Linked DNA regions of Homo sapiens: region 1 is linked to region 2. A link is a contact called in ENCODE Hi-C or POLR2A ChIA-PET data. All regions are on one chromosome and are shown on one strand. The core of a region is the stretch at or near the end of the contact, and the rest is flanking DNA. Distances in the headings are between cores, read along the strand shown.

Region 1 (2,821 bases), core at 212-2,711, 71 kb after region 2:
TCTAAATGTCTGACTGCTCCCTTGTGGGAAGCCCAGGCCTCTGTCTTACCCCTGTGCCCTTGTAAAATAAATTAAGAGGGGATGGGAAAGAGCGAACATGTATGAAGTACCTCTACGCATCGTGCACCATCTCCCGTATTCGGAACAGTGCCAGGAAGTAGGGAGGTACCTTTATTGTCTCCCATTCTGCAGATGAGGCTCAGAGAGACTGATTTGCCCAGAACCCACACACCTGAAGACTGAATGACAGTTACATAGATAAAGTGCCAGGTACAGGGCTTGGCACACAGGAAGTGCTCAATACGTTGAAGCCGTTGTTATAATATTGCTATCACTTAGAAAATGCTCTAATTAATTTTTAAAAATAAGTTGTTGCAAAAATCAAGTATTTGGTTATTTTCTGTGAAATGTTAGCTGTGACCTTATACCTAGTGCCTCATCCCTCTTACCTTATACTTCAGAAAGTTCTCTGAACCCAGGGAACCAGGGGCAGGTGCAGGATCCACCATGCGTAGTGCCAGCGTGGTGCTGGGATGTACGGGAGATCCGGGCCCTGTTCACAGCCACATGCTTTGGAGGCCTTGGGCTGGAGGGGAAGGTGCGTGGTCTTTGGAGCCACACAACCAGAGCGGACATCCCAGGCTGCAGCAGCAAGACACGTGTGGCCCTCGCTGAAGTGACCACTTTAAAACTGTCTTTAGATAAGAAAGTGTGGATCCCAGAGGTAACCCTCTCATGGTAGTTAACTGACAGCTGGGCCGGCCTTATTGACTGAGTACACAAACTCTGGCCTATTCCTGGCCCAAGGTCTCATTTTACTCTGGCCAGGGTTTGGGGGACAGGGAGCGGATTTTATGGACAAAATCCACTCATCCCTCCATCTTTCCTAATTCACCCAGAACCTCTTGGCTGCAAATCTGGGTTCTTCCAAAGCCACTTCTGCACTCCTGAACCACACAAGGCCCTCCCGGCTCAGTTTGTATTTTCCTTAGCAGGGAAGAAGGTGGGGCCTGAATAAGAAATTGATGGGCCTTCCTAGGTGACCCCTCTAGGCTGTCCACCCTCGCTGCGCGTGTGCGTGTTTGCTTGCTCAGGGAGACGGCAAGGACTGGGGCCACCTAGAAGAACCCCCTGGAACCCAGAGGCAAGTTGTCACCCAGCGGAGTTCAGCAGAGCAGCAGGAGCTGCAGCGTGTGTCTGTGTGTGCACCCTTTCAGAAAAAGGCAAGGAGGCCTTTCAGAAGACAGTAAAGAGGCCTCCGCCTCCCCGATTCCAATCAGTTCTCTTGGCGGAGGCTGTTACGGTATTTCTGTCCCAGCCAGCGGGTTTGTTTCACTCTTTGAAACAGCCCCAGAGCCCCGAAAGATGGGCACAGATGGCCTCTTCCCAGCTCAGCTTAAGCCACCCCCCGCCCAACCCCAGCTCTCCAAACGTGGCAGCCTCCCAGCCTGCTTCTGGCGCGGGAAGAATGTGTGGCGCTCCCAGGGATGTTGGCAGCGGCCCCGCTGCTTGGCTTCAAAATCAGAACCATCTGGTGGAGTGAGGGAAGTCAGAACGGTGCCCAGAGAGAGGCAGCGCTCTCCCCGGCACAACCCCATGCTGGCTGGGTGACCAGGCACGGGTGGGAGACACCTGGGAGATGAGCTTCAGGGGAAGGAGCGGGAGGGCTGGGTCCCCGGATTCACGTTGTTTCTCTTGCTTTCGGGAATGTGTCTCATAGGGATTTATGGGATTCATTGGTCTGGTCGGGGAGCCAGGAATCGTGGGAGAAAAGGTAAGTGGTGTTGAGGGGAAAAGATAAACAATTAGAGCTTGTGTTTTGAAATTGTAAAAAGGTGAAGAGGCCCTTTGACCTGGGGATTTCAGAATACCCTCCCCTAGCCTCTCTCCTGACCTGGCATTCTGAGTCTGCCAAGAGACATTGTTCCCTTTCCTGGCATCCCTTGGGGTTCTATCCCTGCCCTACTGTCATCAGCCTCAAGCACAGTTAGACTTTTGTGTGACAACCAGCAGATGCATGTGACCTGGGCTCCTCACAGCTGCCTACTGGCCCTGCACAGGGGTCGGCGAGAGCAGGGAGGAAAAGACTCATCTTTACAAAGAGGAAAGATGAGGTTGCCTTGCTAAGCCTCTGTTTTAGATGAGATAACAGAGGCTCAAATAGGGGAGGTGACTTACTCCAGGTCACCCAGATAATAAGTGGCAGTGCTGAGATTTGAACCAGGTTCATTGCCAAAGGTTAGCTACACTTTGCTCACTAAGACACTCTGCCTCATGTTGGCTCCCAGCTCCCACCAAGGGCCTTGGAGGCACTTGTCTTCCTTTGTATGGGTTTATCCGATCCCCAGAGCAGGCCCTCTGGGAGAACCAATATTATTCCCATTGAATAGATGGAGGAACTGAGGTCCAGAGGGAGGAAGTATCCCCCGCAAGTCTGGCCCCGCCTAACTCTCCAGGATCCTCTTGTGCCACACTCTATCACTCTATGTGGCCCAGACCCTCGGGCCTCTGCCTTCCTCCTCCTCCTCCTCCCTCGCTTCCCCCTCCTCCTCCTTCCCCTTCTGCTCCTCCTCCTTTTAAATTCAGCTTTTTATCTTGAAATTTTAAATTTAACTTTTTATTTTGAAATAATGACAGATTCACAAGAAGTTGCAAAAAATAGTACCCTTCACCCTGTTTCTTCCAGTGGTAGCATCTTACATAATGATAGCACAACATCAAAGCCAACTCTGGGCTTCTGCTGTTGCTCAAATGACCCATGTCCCTTCTCACCTACAAACCATTGACTGCGCCATTCCCTTAGCCAAATGCTTTCTTCCCA
Region 2 (2,708 bases), core at 179-2,678:
GGCATGTCTGATTCAAAAACCCATGCCATGCTCTGTGTGCTGTGCTGCCTGTTTGTGGGGCAGAGATACTTGGTGTGACCTTGGCCAAGTCCCTTCTCTGTTCTGATTCTGCAGAGAATTTGGCTGAGCTCTGAGGTTTCTGGCTGTTTTATTTTATCAAACGTTTGGCTGAGCCCTGGGGATAGGCAGATGACTCATATCCCCTTAGTTCCTTTGAGGAGACTGTCATCTGATGGGAGACACAGGCTTCTAAGCAGATAATTCCCCAAGTAAGATAGCGGTCTTTAAAATAGAGGAAAAGAAGGGACTTTGTCCAACTTGGGGAAGGTTTTCTGGAGAAGGTGACACCCTAAGTTAGCTGGGTGATAAATGATGAGGGCGTCAGTGACTGAATAGTAGCTATGAAAGCCCAAAAGCCCCAAAGAGCATGAATTTCTCAGGGCAGGGACCTCAGGGGACTCCTCCTCTTAGCCGCGGACTATCCATGCCCACAGCTGCAGGCGGGATTGTTGAATGACTGCTTGAGCCCATTCTCTGCTGCCAGTGGGCACTGTCTAATGCTGTCTTCTTGTTTTCTCCTCAGGGTCCCCCTGGGCTACCTGGGCTACCTGGAATCCCTGGTGCACGTGGGCCTCGGGTGAGTTATCTCACACTGTCCTTTGGAACTCTTGGTGGCTCTTTGGCCTGCGTCTCACTGCCCCTGAGGTCTCGGGTTTGCTGTGTGTCCTCAGGTTCTTCCCTCCCCCTCTCTGGCACCCATATTTGGCTTTATCCATTTGGAGTGGACTTAGGGCTCTCAAGGGTGCTATATGGACAGATATGGCATGGAACAGCAATGACCTCTTGTAGGTCTCAGTTGTCCATTGGGGATATCACCCTTTGCAGCCTGGGGTGGGGAAGGGGCTCCAGAAGATCACATCCCTTCGGCTGGTGAGCTTCAGTGTTTGGCCAGGAAAACTGCCTTGGGGAATATATGACCCTTGCATCCCTCTTCCTGTTTCTGCAGGGCTCTCCTGGAGTAGGGGTGCGGACATAGGTACCTGGAGGGGCCATGCGGGGAGGAGTTGAGTTCCTCCTGCTGGAGAGAGGCTGGGGGACAGCTTGGCAGGCTGCGGTGGCTGACTGAGCTAGCCCAAGCCCGAGAGGGAAAATAGCTCCTATGTGATGTGCCTGGCACCTTCTTTTATGCTGCCTTATTTGACCTCTCATGCCCACCCCAAGTTCCCATGGGACAGTGAGATCATTCTCATTTTAGAGATGAGGAAACTGAGTAGGAAATGGCAAAACCAGGACTGGAACCCAGGCTCTTACCCATATACTGGAACCCTTGGAGATCCCCTTAGAGGGAAACCTACCTGCTTCCCTTAGAGGGCTGAGACCAACAGCACCCGGCATCTGTGCCCAGGCTGAATCAGCCTTTCCCACGCTGGGTGCCTGGTGAGGCCCTGGCAGAGGTAGCTGCCTGGGGCATATTTTTAGCTCTGAGCCCAGCGAGTGGTTCTGGTTATGCAATTACCCAAGCCCTAGTTCCCTCCAGACCTGGCCCTGTGCTCCCTGGGCCCAGGGCTCTGGAATCTGCCATCTGAAGCGGCATTTCCTCCTGGCTTCAGAGCCTTCATGAAGCACGTGCCCTCTGGGGACCACATAGATATCACAGACGCTGCTAGCCCATGGGACCTTGCAGCCTGGGACCAGGATGAGGCCGTTGACCTAGGCAGCCTACTCCCTTCCCCAACCTCCTGAGCCCCCAAGCCTCTGCGGTTTTGCTCTGGCTGTCCTCCTTTGTAAACTTGTCCTCCATTCATGTCTAAGAGCAAATGCCACCTTTATTTCTGATGACCACTCCCTTCTTGGAACTCCCGCAGTGGTTCCCCTGTCCCCTCTGGATGGCATGGGCCACTTTCTCAAAGCTCTCATTGACCACTAAACTCTGTTTGCTGAGCCACATGTGCAGGATCTCATTCCACCTTCCCAGCCATTCTGAGAAACAGGTTTCAATCTATTCCCATTTTACAGATGAGGAAACTGAGGCTCAGAAAGGTTTAGTTACTTCAGATAAAGTCAAAGAGAGTAAATGGCAGAGCCAGGATTGAACCCAGGCAGTCTGCCTCCAGAGCCTACCATCTTTTTTTTTTTTTTTTTTTTTTTTTTGCCAGAGTCTCGCTGTGTCTCCCAGGCTGGAGTGCAATGGAGCAATCTGGGCTCACTGCAGCCTCCACCTCCCAGGTTCAAGGGATTCTCCTGCCTCAGCCTCCCAAGTAGCTGGGATTACAAGCACACGCCCCCGGGCCCAGCTATTTTTTCGTATTTTTAGTAGACATGGGGTTTCACCATGTTAGCCAGGCTGGTCTCAAACTGCTGACCTCAAGTGATCCACCTGCCTCGGCCTCCCAAAGTGCTGGGATTATGAGTGTGAGCCACTGCGCCTAGCCCAGAGCCTACCATCTTAAGCATCTATTGTGCTTATTTTTCTGAGTATTCACCTGAGCCCCTCCAGAGATAGGCCTCGGTTACCTCTCTCTCCTACGTGATGCCTGGCAGAGCACCCTGCGTGCTGGAGGTGCTGGGCAAATGATTGGTGAAGAGTTCTAATGTAGGAGTCAAGAATATTTCTACCAAGAAGTTGTGGAATCTTAGGCAAGTCCCTTCTGTCCTTCTAGGCTCAGTTTCCCCATCTATAAAGGCTGGGGTCATGGTAAGGCATTTCT

The links. A loop is a pair of places that touch in the nucleus more often than their neighbours do. ChIA-PET counts read pairs that join two places held with the same protein, here RNA polymerase II (POLR2A). Pooled maps may share reads with other maps.
Region 1: a map of left ventricle myocardium inferior shows a loop between it and region 2 (3-fold over the local background). The contact joins two enhancer-like sites. A Hi-C loop is called at or near these places in 4 of 168 maps with a recorded cell type or tissue (left ventricle myocardium inferior, posterior vena cava and sigmoid colon) and 7 of 50 pooled maps. POLR2A ChIA-PET finds 5 or more read pairs at or near these places in 3 of 52 experiments (GM10248, OCI-LY7 and activated T-cell).

Annotation. Positions count from the first base shown.
Region 1 is chr9:114,248,895-114,251,715 of GRCh38, forward strand. COL27A1 (collagen type XXVII alpha 1 chain) reads left to right here. Exons shown (of 61, transcript NM_032888.4): 25 at 1,721-1,774. Among named protein-coding and RNA genes, the nearest start is that of MIR455, 41 kb to the left of the region's middle. Within about 2 kb of position 1,462, at least 15 of the 41 ENCODE cell types and tissues checked have a DNase peak (open chromatin) inside an H3K27ac peak, as active enhancers do; they include left ventricle myocardium inferior, where a contact is called at or near this core.
Region 2 is chr9:114,177,708-114,180,415 of GRCh38, forward strand. It overlaps COL27A1 (collagen type XXVII alpha 1 chain), which reads left to right. Exons shown (of 61, transcript NM_032888.4): 4 at 584-637. Among named protein-coding and RNA genes, the nearest start is that of COL27A1, 24 kb to the left of the region's middle. Within about 2 kb of position 1,429, at least 12 of the 41 ENCODE cell types and tissues checked have a DNase peak (open chromatin) inside an H3K27ac peak, as active enhancers do; they include left ventricle myocardium inferior, where a contact is called at or near this core.